Linked DNA regions of Homo sapiens: region 1 is linked to region 2. Evidence: read pairs that join two places in POLR2A ChIA-PET (ENCODE). Cell type or tissue: IMR-90. All regions are shown on one strand.

The links. ChIA-PET counts read pairs that join two places held together with the same protein. Peaks named below come from ENCODE experiments on the same cell type or tissue, not always from the same donor. Only the 100,000 strongest peaks of a DNase experiment are listed, where the experiment ranks them.
Region 1: POLR2A ChIA-PET joins it to region 2 with 6 read pairs; 18 of 35 experiments call an interaction of 5 or more read pairs at or near these places.

Annotation. Positions count from the first base shown.
Region 1 is chr9:72,373,737-72,381,736 of GRCh38, reverse strand. No RefSeq gene overlaps it. Among named protein-coding and RNA genes, the nearest start is that of ZFAND5, 13 kb to the right of the region's middle. In IMR-90, no CTCF peak of the experiment used is centred here; no DNase peak of the experiment used is centred here; H3K27ac peaks cover 830 bases.
Region 2 is chr9:72,539,350-72,547,349 of GRCh38, reverse strand. The region is part of intron 1 of TMC1 (transmembrane channel like 1); the gene reads right to left. Among named protein-coding and RNA genes, the nearest start is that of TMC1, 22 kb to the right of the region's middle. In IMR-90, no CTCF peak of the experiment used is centred here; a DNase peak (open chromatin) is centred at 4,699; H3K27ac peaks cover 189 bases.

The DNA.
Region 1 (8,000 bases), 170 kb after region 2:
GATAACCAAAAAAAAAAAAAAAAAAAGAAAATTTGTGAGATTACGTCTCTCTTCACACTTAGCACCCCTTAGCATAACAGCACCTCTGATATGTTAGATTGCAACCTAGGTGTAGGCTTCATCTCCTTTTAATCTTTTCCTGTCTCACAGGGAGTAAGTATTCTAGTGACCTTGTGAAGGGAAGTCTACAGTCTTGGCTTACTATTTATATGGTGGATTTATCAAAAGATATTCACTTAATTTTTTTTTTTTTTTTATGCTCAGGCTGGAGTGCAGTAGTGCCATCTCAGCTCGCTGCAGCCTCCGCCTCCCGGGTTCAAGCGATTCTCCTGTCTCAGCCTCCCTTTCCCTGTAGCTGGAACTACAGGCATGTACCACCACATGGCTAATTTTATATTTCTAGTAGAGACGGGGTTTCATTATGTTAGCCAGGCTGCTCTCGAACTCCTGACCTCAGGTGATCTGCCTGCCTTGGCCTCCCAAAATGCTGGGATTAGAGGCATGAGCCACTGCGCCTGGCCAAAAAGATACTCACTTTAGTGAATGAGGGTCCTGTCAACTCTCTTTACTGACTATTAAATAGGGATACCACCCACCTGCTCCAGATACATTCCAACCCACCTTCCCTCAAAACAAACACTACTTGGACTGGGATGACCAACCATTTTGGTTTGCCTGGGACTGAGAGGTTGACTGTGACATAGAACTTTCACTGCTAAAACTGGGAAAGTACCAGGCAAAACAGAGGAGCTGATCACCCTAACTTGGACCCTCATTAAGAGTGGAACAGTTCCTGATTGAGATACGCTGACACTGTGCCTTGATAGAGCTGCTCTGTTTCTTTTTACCACACGATGAATAAGGCCTCAAGGTCCAGGCCTTTGAGGTACACCATGTGGAGGTTCTCTCACTTTTCCACTGACAATTTCCAAATTAGCAAAATGGTGATAATAGTTGTGACTACATCCTAATTATCTTATGAGAATTGAGTTTATATTAATATATATAATGGTGACAACAAAGACTGTCATATAATCAGTGCTTAGCAAATGTTACCTATCTTATTTTATTTATCTATTTATTTATTTTTGAGACGAAGTCTCGCTCTGTTACCCAGGCTGGAGTGCAGTGATGCGATCTCGGCTCACTGCACCCTCCACCTCCTGGGTTCAAGTGATTCTCGGGCCTCAGCCTCCTGAGTAGCAGGGACTACAGGTGCCCTCCACTACGCCCAGCTAGTTTTTTTGTATTTTTAGTAGAGACGGGGTTTCACCATGTTGGCCAGGCTGTTGTTGAACTCCTCACCTCAAGTGATCCACCCATCTCAGCCTCCCAAAGTGCTGGGATTATAGGCATGAGCCACCATGCCTGGCCACCTATTGTTATTAAAATAACTAGCTATGGATAGGGGAGAAATGACGCAGGATTTCTCCTCCTCTGCTGCTGATTCTTTTCTAGTGAATCTTAAATGTCCTGTATGTATTGTATTTTCAAAGGTTAAGAAAGAGAAAGAGGGAAAAAGAAAGGAGAGGGAGAATAAGGGAAAGAGAGAAAGAAAGGAAAGACAGAGAGAGAAAGAAAGGAAAGACAGAGAGAGAAAGAAGAAAGAAAGAAAGGGAGAGAGAGAGAAAGAAGGAAGGAAGGAAAGAAGGAAGGAAGGGGAAAGGAAGGGAGAGAAAGAGAGAGAAAAAGAAAGAAAGAAAAAAAGGAAAGAAAGAATGAAAGAAAGAAAAAGAAAGGAAGGAAGGAAGGAAAAAGGGGAGAGAGAGAGAGAAAGAAGGAAGGAAGGAAGAAGAGAGAGGGAGGGAGAGAAAGAAAATACTAAAAACTTACAGTCAGTTAAGTTAGTAAGATTTATTTTCCATCTTAAAAATTATTTCTACCCACAAGGACTAAAATTTGAGCACAAGCAAAGCCCAGGTAAAAAATGTATATTTTTGAGTCTGGGCATGGTGGCTCATGCCTATAATTCCAGCACTTTGGGAAGCCAAGGCGGGCAGATCATCTGAGGTCATGAGTTCGAGACCAGCCTGGCCAACATGGCAAAACCCCATTTCTATTAAAAACACAAAAATTAGCTGGTGAGGCAGGAGATTCGCTTGAACCAGGAGGCAGAGGTTGCAGTGAGCCAAGATGGTGCCACTGTACTCCAGCCTCAGCAACAGAGCAAGACCCCATCTCAAAAAAAACAAAAAACAAAAAAGTGCTGGGATTACAGATGTGAGCCACCAGCACCATGCCCCAATGGTATCTTTAAAATGAAAATAATTAATATTAATGCATTCTTATGCTCTTATCAACATTGTTTATCATAGCTAAGAAATGCAAACAACCTGAATATCCATCAGTAGGATAGTGATTAAAATAATTACATTCCACTCATACTCTGCAATTTGTTAAAATGAATAAGGTAAATAATTTACATGGAAAGATCCCCAAGGCGCATGTTGCAAAACAACACATATAGCAAAACCTTATGTATTTAAACAAATCACAAGGATGACTCCCCGTCTCAAAAAAAAATTATTTGTTGCTTAAAATTTTTACAAAGAGTTTGTTCATAAATTATTAATACTTTGTAATTTAAAAAAAAAAAACACAAAAAAAACAGCTGGAGGAAAGAATTCTACTCAATTCTTCTGTCGTTATTTTGTTCCTCTTCCTTCTCCCTCACACCTAACATCCTTCTAAAAAAAAGGAGGAAAAACAGTTTGCTGCAAGTGCCAAAGTATCCGGATTGCTGTAGATGAGGTATAGGGCAAATAATTCACTAACTGATAACAAGGATTGACCACAGTAAAGTGTCCACAAAATTATACCCAAGTACAAACTGAAAGAAACAGCCACACTGGGCCAGGCGTGGTGGCTCATGACTGTAATCCCAGCACTTTGGGAGGTTGAGGCAAGCAGATCACAAGGTCAGGAGATGGAGACCAGCCTGGCCAACATGGTGAAACCCTTGCCTCTACTAAAAATACAAAAATTAGCTGGGTGTGGTGGCACGTGCCTGTAATCCCAGCTTCTCGGGAGGCTGAAGCATGAGAATTGCTTGAACCCGGGAGGCAGAGGTTGCAGTGAGCCGAAGTCGTGTCACTGCACTCCAGCCTGGTGACAGAGCGAGACTCCATCTCAAAAAAAAAAAAGAAAAGAAATAGCCACACTGTTGAGCATGATCTCTCAGTAAGTCTTTTTATAATAAAATTTGTTAGCTGTTTTTTGGCAATGTTTTTTTTTGTTTTTTTGTTTGTTTTTTTGTTTTTTTTTAAGACAGAGTCTCACTTTGTCTCCCAGGCTGGAATGCAGTGTCACGATCTTGGCTCACTGCAACCTCCCCATCCCCGGTTCAAGAGATTCTCGTGCCTCAGCCTCCTGAGTAGCTGGGATTTCAGGCACCTGCCACCATGCCAGGCTAATTTTTGTATTTTTAGTAGAGATGGGGTGTCACCATGTTGGCCAGGCTGGTCTCAAACTCCTGACTTCAGGTGATCTGCCCACCTCGGCCTCCCAAAGTGCTGGGATTACAGGTGACAGCATGACTGGCCCCAATGGTATCTTAATAGTGGTGGAATATATTTAAATGGAACACTAAAGTTCCTTTTTTTTTTTTTTTTTTTTTTGAGAGGGAGTCTCGCTCTGTCGCCCAGGCTGGAGTGCAGTGGCTCGATCTCTGCTCACTGCAAGCTCCGCCTCCGAGTTCATGCCATTCTCCTGCCTCATCCTCCCGAGTAGCTGGGACTGCAGGCGCCCGCCACCACGCCCGGCTAATTTTTTGTATTTTTAGTAGAGACGGGGGGGGTTCACCATGTTAGCCAGGATGGTCTTGATCTCCTGACCTCATGATCCGCCTGCCTCGGCCTCCCAAAGTGCTGGGATTACAGGCGTGAGCCACCGCGCCCAGCCTGATTAAATCTTATCTCAGGATTCTGGGGAAGTTGGAATAGATTGCCTTGTGAGCAAATCCTTTCACAGTATTAGCGGTACCAGCACAGAATCTGAATGCTGGAGATGTTTTGTTGTTGTTGTTGTTTTTAGATGGAGTTTCACTCTTGTTGCCCAGGCTGGAGTGCAATGGCATGATCTCGGCTCACCTCCCGGGTTCACGCAATTCTTCTGCCTTAGCCTCTCGAGTAGCTGGGATTACAGGCATGTGCCACCACGCCTGGCTGGCTAATTTTGTATTTTTAGTAGAGACAGGGTTTCTCCATGTTGGTCAGGCTGGTCTTGAACTTCCTACCTCAGGCGATCTGCCCGCCTCGGTCTCCCAAAGCTTTGGGATTACAGGCGTGAGCCACCACACCCGGTCTGGAGATGTTGTTTAGAAGACTTCTATGCTGGGTGGGGTACTGGAGAGGACCCTCTAGTATTCACTGCAAGTCGAAAATTCTGCAACTGTCAATGGTTTAGGAAAGGCACTTACTATATTGGAAAGAATTCGACTTTGGAAGTCAGACTGACCTGGGTTTGACTTCATTCTCAGATAGCAACTATACAATTTTAAACATGTTACTTATCTCCTTGTGCCTCAGCTCTGCCTCTGCAAAAGAGGATGATCATCACTGCTTCAAAGAATTATTGTAAGAATTAGAGATAAGGCATATAAAAGCACAAAGTAAGCACAAAATAAATACTAAACATTATTTGCTCGTAACACATATAGTTCCTTTAATCTTTATGTAGTCATGTTGCTGTATTGGTTTTTATTTTCAAAATTGATTTACTGGATGGAGACGGTGGCTCACGCCTGTAATCTCAGCACTTTAGGAGGCCAAGGCGGGCAGATCACAAGGTCAAGAGATTGAGAATCGATTGAACCTGGGAGGCAGAGGTTGCAGTGAGCTAAGATCAAGCCACTGCACTCCAGCCTGGCGACAGAGCGAGACTCCGTCTCAAAAAAAAAAAAATTAATTTACTGTAAAATTCTGTCTTTTTAACATCTTTAAATATTCTATCTTAACTATAAGGTCAAGTGACTACAAACGAATGAAATTTTTTTAAAAACATTAAATTAACCATAAATTTACCTATTTAAATAAGCACTCAAAGAAATCACAGTCTTTTTTTTTTTTGAGATGGAGTCTCGCCCTGTCGCCTAGGCTGGAATGCAATGGTGCAATCTCAGCTCACTGCAACCTCCGCCTCCCAGATTCAAGCGATTCTTCTGCCTCAGCCTCCCGAGTAGCTGGGATTACAGGCTCATGCCACCATGCTCGGCTAATTTTTTGTATCATTAGTAGACACATGGTTTCACCATGTTGGCTAGGGTGGTCTTGAACTCCCGACCTCGTGATCCGCCTGCCTTAGCCTCCCAAAGTACTGGGATAACAGGTGTGAGCCACTGTGCCTGGCCAGAAATCACAGTCTTATAATTGCCAGGGACTTTAGAAGTCATCCAGTTGCATCTAACTCCTATTGCAGGAATCCTTTATTTATTTATGTATGTATTTATTTATTTTTTTGAGGAGTTTTGCTCTTGTTGCCCAGGCTGGAGTGCAATGGTGCAATCTCGGCTCACTGCAACCTCTGCCTCCCGGGTTCAAGTGATTCTCCTGCCTCAGTCTCCCGAGTAGCTGGGCTTACAGGCATGAGCCACCATGCCCAGCTAATTTTGTATTTTTAGTAGAGATGGGGTTTGAGACCAGCCTGACCAACATGGAGGAATCCTTTATTTCATTCTTTCATCCTGAAGGCTGCTCAATCTCTTAGCTTCTAAACCTCTTAGCCAGAAAAGGATGGAGAAAGAGAAGTCTTCCTGAAAGGAAGGAACTGGACTAGAAGAGAAGCTGCAAGTGCACCTGGGGTGTCAGTGCCTCCTTCTATCAGACCCACTGCACAGGGTGGTCTTCAGGTCTCCACAGAAAGCAACAAAGAAATCTTCTCTGCTTCTCTGATCTTTGGGAAAGCTGGAGGAGACTGATATGGACCATCCTTCTATATCCAATAAAAAGTACAAGAGAGCATTGGATTTCAGGGAATTTGTTTCCCCAAAAAGATCAGTTTTCTTCAAATACGATGATAATGACAGATACTGAAGTTATTCTGAAGTTCCTCTGTGCCATTATCAAGTACCTCAATAGTCTACAGCTGCAATCTATCCCATAACCTAAGACTAATATTCTCGAATCTGAAATCTGTGATGCCCATTGAACTCTACTCTTTAGTTCGCTGGACTCCCTCAATTGCCTTCGTGAAGGCTTCAAAGACATCACCTTCTGCTATATAATTAGGAAGTTCAAGGAAGCATTCTCTCCAGCATCAAAAGCTTCAGGAAATCCCAACAATTTAGGCTTAGCCTTAGACACAGTTCAGCGATAGTATTACTAAGACCTAACAGGCCAGGCGTGATGGCTCACGCCTGTAATCCCAGCACTTTGTGAGGCCGAGGCAGGCGGATCATGAGGTCAGGAGTTCGAGATCAGCCTGGCCAACATAGTGAAACCCTGTCTCTACTAAAAATACAAAAATTAGCTGGGTGTGGTGGTGCACACCTGTAATCCCAGCTACTCGGGAGGCTGAGGCAGGAGACTCACTTGAAGCCGGGAGGCAGAGGTTGTGGTGAGCCGAGATCTCACCACTGCATTCCAACCTGGGTGACAAAGTGAGACTCTGTCTGGAAAAAAAAAAAAAAAATCTCGCCACTGCATTCCAGCCTGGGTGACAAAGTGAGACTCTGTCTGGAAAAAAAACAAAAAAAAACACAAAAACCTAACAATCTCTTATTTTTTCAATTTTATATTATCCAAGCACTTAACAGACCTAATTGTTTTTTAATTTTTGGGGTGACAATCAAAGCTTGTCTGAATTTGAGGGATCCCACTTATTTCTTTATTTTTAATAATAGACTTTATTTTTAAGAGCTATTTTAGGTTCACAGCAAAATTGAGAGAAAGGTACAGAGATTTCCCATATACACCTGCCTCCACACATGCATGGCCTTCCCCATTATCAACATCCCATAGAGTGGTATGTTTGTTACAACTGATGAACCTACATTGACCCATTATTATCATTCGAAGTCCTTGGTTTAAAGTAGGGTTCACTCTTGGTGTTGTAGGTTCTGTGGGTTTGGATAAATTGATCATGACGTGTAGCCACCATTATAGTATCACACAGAGTAGTTTCTCTATTATAAAAATCCTCTGTGTTCTGCATATTCCTCCCTCTTTCCCCTCTATCCCCTGGCAACCACTTGATCTTTTTACTGTTCCCATAGTTTTGCCTTTTTCAGGATGTCATATAGTTGAAATTAACAGTACGTACTTTTCAGACTGGCTTCTTTTTTGTTTGAGACAGAGTCTCACTCTGTTGCCAGGTTGGAGTGCGGTGGTGTGATCTCGGCTCACTGCAACCTCTGCCTCCCCGGTTCAAGCGATTCTACTGCCTCAACCTCCCGAGTAGCTGGGACTACAGGCGTGCGCCAACCACGTCCAGCTAATTTTTGTATTTTTAGTAGAGATGACGTTTCACCATGTTGCCCAGGACGGTCTCAATCTCTTGACCTCGTGATCTGCCCACCTCGGCCTCCCAAAGTGCTGGGATTACAGGCGTGAGCCACCGCGCCCGGACCTCAGACTGGCTTCTTTCACTTAGTAATATCCATTCAAGTTTTCCATGTCTTTTCATGGCTTAATAACACGTTTATTTTAGCACTGAATAATATTCTATTATCTGGATGTACCACAGTTTATTTCTCCATTCACCTACTGAAGGGTATCTTGGTTGCTTTCAAGTTTTGGCAATTACGAATAAAGCTGCTATGAATATCTGTGTGCAGGTTTTTTTGTGGACATGTCTTCAACTCCTTTGAGTAAATACCAAGGAGTGTGACTGCTGGATCATATGGTAAGAGTATGTTTAACTTCATAAAAAATCATCAAACTGCCTTCCGAAGTGACTACCATTTTGTAGTCCCAACAACAACGAATAAGAGTTTCTGTTGCTTTGCATCCTCACCAGCATTTGGTGTTGTTTGTTTTCTGGATTTTGGCCATTCTAATAGGTAC
Region 2 (8,000 bases):
GGGGTTGAGGGGAACTTGGAAAATTTTTATTTCATCTTTTTAACCATTTTTTTTTTTTTTTTTGAGAAGGAGTCTCGCTCTGTTGCCCAGGCTGGAGTGCAGTGACACAATCTCGGCTCACTGCAACCTCCGCCTCCCAGGTTTAAACCACTCTCCTGCCTCATCCTCCTGAGTAGCTGGGATTACAGGCGCACGCCAACGCACCCAGCTGATTTTTGTATTTTCAGTAGAGACGAGGTTTCACCATGTTGGCCAGGCTGGTCTCAAACTCCTGACCTCAGGTGATCCACTTGCCTTGGCCTCCCAAGGTGCTGGGATTACGGGCATGAGCCATCGCGCCTGGCCTTTTTATCAATTTTAAAAAAGATTCACGGATGGACCATGCTGAAGATTGTAAGTATAACAATGAAAAGGCTTTCCCACACACAACAAAGTATTCATTTTGAAGCTATGCACACAGTAAAGTTTAAGAAATGAGTACCAACTTTTGAAGTATTATGCTATCTAAAACAAAATGTAGACACAAGAAAATCAGTAGATTTTTCTCTCTGCTGAGGCTATTTATCTTTTCTGGGTTAACTTTTTTCCTGGAGTGAAGTCTTAGATGAACTTAATCAGACACAAACTTCCAAAGAGATAGAAACAGCTTTGAAAAATGTGCATGCTTTAAAATTCTGTGTTCAGTCTTTAAAATTTTGTGTGCAGGTTTTAAAATTTTTTCTTGAAGATCAGTGCAGAGAACTGGTGGAAAGGCCAACAAATATTTAATCACAAGTATAAGGAAATGGCCATTTACATCTTTTTCAAAGCAAATTTTGAAGAAAACAGCCAGCAGCAATAACAAAATATGCTGGTCTGACGTTACCGGAAGAAAACAAAAGGACAATGTTTGAATCCCTCAATCACTTCAATCAAGAACTGAGTACTTGCTCTAAAGCAAAGAATTAAATAATGTCAATGTTTTCAATCATTCAGTGGTTTTTTCTAACTTTTTGCAGAAGAAGAAAATTTCAGCAGTTTTTCCAAATGTAACATCAATTTATTTATTTTTATATTTTTTGAGGAGTCTCCCTCTGTTGCCCAGGCTGGATTACAGTGTTATGATCTCGACTCACTGCAACCTCCGCCTTCTGCATTCAAGCGATTCTCCTGTCTCAGCCTCTCAAGTAGCTGGGATTACAGACATGCACCACCACGCCGGGCTAATTTTTTCATTTTTTTTTTTTTTTAGTAGAGCTGGGGTGTCACCATGTTGGCCATGCTGGTCTTGAACTCCTGACCTCAGGTGATCCATCCACCTCGGCCTCCCAAAGTGGTGGGATTACAGTTGTGAGCCACTGCACCCAGTCTGTACCATCAATTTATGATTAATTTTCTAGTGAAGGTTTGTTTTTTTTTTGAGCGATGACATTTGAACTTTTTTGAGCGATGACATTTGAAAGCCACTATAATTGATCTGAAAGAAGCGAAGGTATTGTCAATTTTAAAATTTGTGAAAATTACTGCGCAATAGGATTTGTATTTCACCAACCATATCCTTTTGTTTAAGATTTTTTTATGGAGACCGGGTGTGGTGGCTCACGCCTGTAATCCCAGCACTCTGGGAGTTCGAGGGAGCCAGATCACTTGAGGTCAGGCATTCGAGACCAGCCTGGCGAACATGGTGAAACCCTATCTCTACTAAAAATTCAAAACTTAGCTGGGCATGGTGGCAGGTGCCTCTAATCCCAGCTACTCGGGAGGCTGAGGCATGAGAATCACTTGAACCCAGGAGGCAGAGGTTGCAGTGAGCCAAGATGGCACCACTGCACTCCATCCTGGGCAACAGAGTGAGACTGTGCCAAAAACAAAAAGTTGACAAATCTGGTTAAACTGTCTATTGAAGCTGATTATTTTTAAAAAGATCAGTTTTAATGAAATCATTGACCAGTTTGCCAAAGTTAAGTCATTAAAACAGAAACTATAATATTGTTATACATTATTGTGACAGACCAATATATATGTAAAAGGTTTTTTTTTAAAAAAAACATATTAATGTAATTACAAAGTATTAATTCTGAAGCATAAGAAGAAGTCAGCCATTCAAAGGGCAGGGCTACAAATGCCCATCAATCAATGAGTGGATAAAGAAATGTGACATATATATATATGTGTATATATACACATATAAATGTGTGTGTGTATATATGTGTGTGTGTGTGTGTGTGTGTGTATATATATATCATGAAATACTACTCAGCCATAAAAAGGAACATATTAATGGCATTCACAGCAACCTGGGTGGAATTGGAGACTCAGGAATGGAAAACCAAATATTGTATGTTCTCACTCGTAAGTGGGAGCTAAGCTACGAGAATGCAAAGGCATAAGAATGATACAATGAACTTTGGGAACTCAGGGAAAGACTTGGGGGGGTGAAGGATAAAAAGCTACACATTGGGTAGAGTGTACGCTGCTCAGGTGATGGGTGTGCTAAAATCTCAGAAATCACAACTAAAGAACTTTTCACGTAACCAAAAACTACCTGTTCCCCAAAAACCTATTGAAATTAAAAAAAAAAAAGGTAAAAAGGCTGGGAGCGCTGGCTCATGCCTGTAATCCCAGCACTTTGGGAGGCCGAGGTGGGAGGATCACCTGAGGTCAGGAGTTCAAGATCAGCCTGGCCAACACGGCAAAACCCCATTTCTACTAAAAATACAAAAATTAGCCGGGTGTGGTGGCAGGTGCCTGTAATCCCAGTTACTCAGGACGCTGAGTCAGGAGACTCACTTGAACCCAGGAGGTGGAGGTTGCAGTGAGCCGAGATTGCACCACTGCACTCCAGCCTGGAAAACAAGAGCAAGACTTTCTCACAAAAAAAAAAAAAAAAAAGTTAAAAAATCAACAACAAAGGGAAGGGCTAAGATCAGTCCACCTGGAAGAAGCAGCAAGCTCAAAGACCTTGAGTTAGGAAAGAATGTGGGGTGTTTGAAGAATTAAGATGAGACAAACATGGCTTGAGTGAAGTGGATATACCTTGAGGGGCCTGGTCATATGACACCTTATAGGCTCTGGACATGAATTTAAACTTTATGTTAAGCACAAAAAGAAACTATTGAAGTGGCTGGGTGCAGTGGCTCACACCTGTAATCCCAGCACTTTGGGAGGCCGAGGCGGGTGGATCACAAGCTCAGCTGTTCGAGACCAGCCTGACCAACATGGTGAAACCCATTTCTACTAAAAATACAAAAAATTATTGAGGTGTGGTGGCACATGCTGTAGTCCCAGCTACTTGGAAGACTGAGGCAGAAGAATCACTTTAACCCGGGAGGCAGAGGTTGCAGTGAGCCAAGATCACGCCACTGCACTCCAGCCTGGGTGAAAGAACGAGACTCCATCTCAAAAAAAAAAAAAAAAAGAAAGAAAGAAAAAGAAAAAGAAACTATTGAAGCATTTTAGGAAGGAAAGTCACTGGGTGTGGTGGCACATGCCTGTATTCCCAGCTACTTGGGAGGCTAAGATGAGAGGATCTCTTGAGCCCACGAATTAGAGACCAGTCTGGGCAACACAGAGAGACCCTTCTCTTAAAAAATTTAAAAGTTAAAAAATAAAAAAAGATTAAGCAGGACAGTGGTGTGATCAAACTTTATATATATATGGCCTCCCAGGTTCAAGCAGTTCTGCCTCAGCCTCCCAAGTAGCTGGGATTACAGGCACCCACCACCATGCCCAGCTAATTTTTGTATTTTTAGTAGAGACAGAGTTTCACCATGTTGGCCAGGCTGATCTCAAACTCCTGACCTCAGGTGATCCTCCCACCTTGGCCTCCCAAAGTGCTGGGATTACAGGCGTGAGCCACTGTGCCTGGCTCAAACTTACATTTTTAAAAGATAATTCTGGCTGCATTGCAGAAAATTGATCAGAGGGGAGTCAGAGTGAAAATATGAAGACCAATAAGAAGGTTATTCCAATAATCTATAAGGGAAGTGGTTGTAGCTCTGGACAGACTAGTAGCAGGGGAGATGGGAAGAAGTACATAGACCTGAGATGCAGGAGATAGATCTGGGAACTAAATTTAAGGAAGAACAGATAGGATTTGCTCATGGGGTAGATGGAAGAAGTAAACAAGGAAGAGGAACCAAGGAAAAGTTCCCAATTTCTGGCTTAAACAATTAGTGGATGGTGAGGTCACTAGTTGAGATGGGAGAGAAACTAGTTGAATGAGAAAAATCACTGTGTCAAGGCTCAAAGGCAACCTTACAAGATGAAATGTAAACATAAAGATAAAATGTAACATGACACCTTCTTTTTTTAAAAAAAATTATCACATAGAAAAAAACAAGTGAAGGTCTAGTGCATATTTTCATTTTACACATTAGAAAACTGAGGCCTAGCTGGGTGCGGTGGCTCATATCTGTAATCCCAGCACTTTGGGAGGCCAAGGTGGGTGGATCATGAGGTCAGGAGTTCGAGACCAGCCTGGCCAAGATAGTGAAACCCCCATCTCTACTAAAAGTACAAAAATTAGCTGGGCGCGGTGGCAGGCACCTGTAATCCCACCTACTCGGGAGGCTGAGGCAGAAGAATTGCTTGAACCCGGGCGGCAGAGGTTGCAGTGAGCTGAAATCATGCCATTGCACTCCAGCCTGGGCAATAGAATGAGACTCTGTCTCAAAAAAAAACAAAGGAAGAAAGCTGAGGCCTGAACAGTAAAGATGACTTGCTCAATGAGTCAGTGCCTGGATCAGAATTCTTTTTTTTCTTTTTCTCCCCCCTAGGCTGGAGCGCAGTGGCACAATGTCAGCTCACTGCAACCTCTGCCTCCCGGGTTCAAGTGATTCTCCCACCTCAGGCTCAGGAGCAGCTGAGATTACAGGTGTGTGCCACCACACCCAGTTAATTGTTTATTTTGAGACAGAGTCTTGCTCTGTCGCCCAGGCTGGAGTGCAGTGGCGCTACCTCAGCTCACTGCAACCTCCACCTCCTAGGTTGAAGTGATTCTCCTGCCTCACCCTCCAAGTAGCTGGGACTTCAGGCACATGCCACCACACCCGGCTAATTTGTGTATTTTTAGCAGAGACGGGGTTTCACCATGTTAGCCAGGATGGTCTCCATCTCCTGACCTCAGGTGATCCTCCCACCTCAGCCTCCCAAAGTACTGGAATTACAGGCACGAGCCACCGCGCCGGGCCCTTTTTTGTGTGTATTTAGTAGACATGGGGTTTCAACAAGTTGGCCAGGTTAGTTTCAAACTTCTGGCCTCAAGTGATCCACCCACCTCGGCCTCCCAAAGTACTGGGATTACAGATGTGAACCACCACGCCCGGCCTCTTAGGTCAAATTCTTTGGCTCTAGTATTGCAAATACCTCACCCAGATTTTTTATTTTTGGTTTTTTGTGTTTTTTTGTTTTTGTTTTTTAACAATCCTTTCTCTTACATCCTCTTTCAGTTTTTCAGCTATGTGTGCTAATAGAGCTTATGACCTCACTTCTTCCTAAGGGCACAGACTGATACCAAGAAGTTTCTTCCTGACTTCAGATCTTTCAGTCTAGTCATACCTTGTTTCTGAGAAGTACATAAAATGCCGTTGATCTGGAAATTTTCATCTATCAAGCTTCCTCTTCTAAAGCCAATACCCCCAAGACCACCCTGGAAAGCTTCTAGGCTCTTTTTTTTTTTTTGAGATGGAGTTTTGCTTTTATTGCCCAGGCTGGAGTGCAATGGTGTGATCTTGGCTCACTGCAACCTCCACCTCCTGGGTTCAAGAGATTCTCCTGTCTCAGCCTCCTGAGTAGCTGGGATTACAGGTGCATGCCACCATGCCCGGCTAATTTTTGTATTTTTAGTACAGACGGGGTTTCATCATATTTGTCAGGCTGGTCTCGAACTCCTGACCTCAGGTGATCGGCCCGCCTCAGCCTCCCAAAGTGCTCGGATTATAGGCATGAGCCATCGCACCCAGCCGCTTCTAGGCTCTTTAAGTTATTCAAACAATTCATTCAGACAAATACTTATTCAGTATCTACTGTTCTGTATGGTTTGAATAACTCAAAAGTATGAGATTTGATTCTTGGCACCAACAAGTCTTAAGTTTGGTTGGAGAAGTTAAGACATAGATGTAAGAATTGATTAAGTGATAACACTGGTTGGTGTAAAGATTTGGCATCAAAATAGGTGGCTAGCACTGTAAGAGCTATGACATTTCAGAAAAGGTAACCATCCATGTGGGCAAGAGAAATCAAAGATTATGGGGCTAGAGATGGAAACTGAAGAACAATTTGGCATTGAGAAAAAGGAAAGGAGGGTAGATTTAAATTTGACCTGGAAAAAACAATTCAGTTCAGGACCTGGCCACATCCAAAACAAAAGTCAGAAGTTTTAATAAAGCTGGGTAGTATTGATGATTGGATTTAATGGAGGCAGATAACTAATCATTATATCTGTATTAACTCACTGAAGCTTCACAACATCCCTATGAGGAGGTACTATTGTAGCTCCATTTTATGTATAAGAAAATAAGGACACAGAGTGGTCATTTAATTTGCCTTAGTCACACAGCCAGCATGTTGTCATGCTGAGTTTCAAGTTCAGCTACGGGGCCTGTGCTCTTAACCACTACAGCATGTGGCCACTTGCATGAGCTCTCCTGGTTTGTAATAGTCAAAGGGTGGGGCATCAAAATGACCACAGCAAGGTTCTGGGAATCATGACTAGGGACAAAAATAAATGACTACCAACACGCGACGCAGAGACAGATTGCAAAGACAAACAGGCATAAGAGCCAACTTCAAAACAGTAAGGACAAGGATAAAGATCGGAAAGGAATAGTGCCAGGTTTGGAGAGGAGGTGGAATTAAAAGAAAAAAAAGTCAGAACGAGGAAAGTCAAAGATGAGGAATTTCCCTGAGGTAAATTCCTGGCAGAAAGCTGGTCTGTCTGCCCCTGATTTTACTACCCATGTGGCTATCTCTGCCATTGTACCTTAGGGAAGTCATGCAAGCCTCAACAGAAGAATAAATGGAATAAAATTTGATAGTACAGGCTGAGCATGACTGCTTAGAGTACACCAAGAACTCACCTTCCTACCCCCCATTTCCTGGGATAAAGAACAAATATTAGAAAACAACAAGAAACAAGGTGCTGTACTTTGGATGTTCGCCCTCCCAAACTTCATGTTGAAATTTGATCCCAATGTTGGAGGTGGGGCCTAGTGAGATGTGTGTGTTATGTGGGTGGATCCCTCATGAATAGATTAATGACCTCCCTGGCAGGGGTGGGAGTGAGCGAGTTCTCAATCTGTTAGTTCCCTCAAAAGCCTGTACCTCTGTTAAAAAGACCATGGTACCTTCCCCTCCTCTCACGCTCTTCCTCTCTCGCCATGTGATCTCTGCACATGGAGGCTCCCCTTCACTTTCTGCCATGAATGGAAGCTTCCTTGCCTTCACCAAAAGCAAATCCTGGCACCATGCTTCTTGTACAGGCTTGCAGAACTGTGAGCCAAATAAACCCCTTTCTTTGTAAATGACCCATCCTCCGGTATTCGTTTAAAGCAATGCAAAATGGACAAAGTCAGAATACTGGTACCAAGTAGTGAAATGTTGCTGTAAAGACAACTGAAAATGTGGAAGCAACTTTGGAACAGGGCATTGGACAGAGGTTGGAAGAACCTGGAGGGCTCAGAAGAAGACAGGCAGATGAGGGAAAGTTTGGAACTTCTTAGAGATTAGTTAAGTGGTTTTGACCAAAATGCTGATAGAAATATAGATAGTAAAGGCAAGGCTGAGCAGGTCTCAGAAGGAAATGAGAAACTTACTGGGAACTAGAGCAAAGGGTTCCATGTTATGCTTTAGAAAAAAAAACTTGGCTGTGTTGTGTCCATGCCCTATGGATTTGTGGAAGGCTGCAGTTAAGAGTGATGACCTAGGATATCTGGCGGAAATTTTGTTTTGTTTTGTTTTGTTTTTGAGACAGGATCTTGCTCTGTCACTCAGGCTGGAATGCAGTGGCACGATCTAGGATC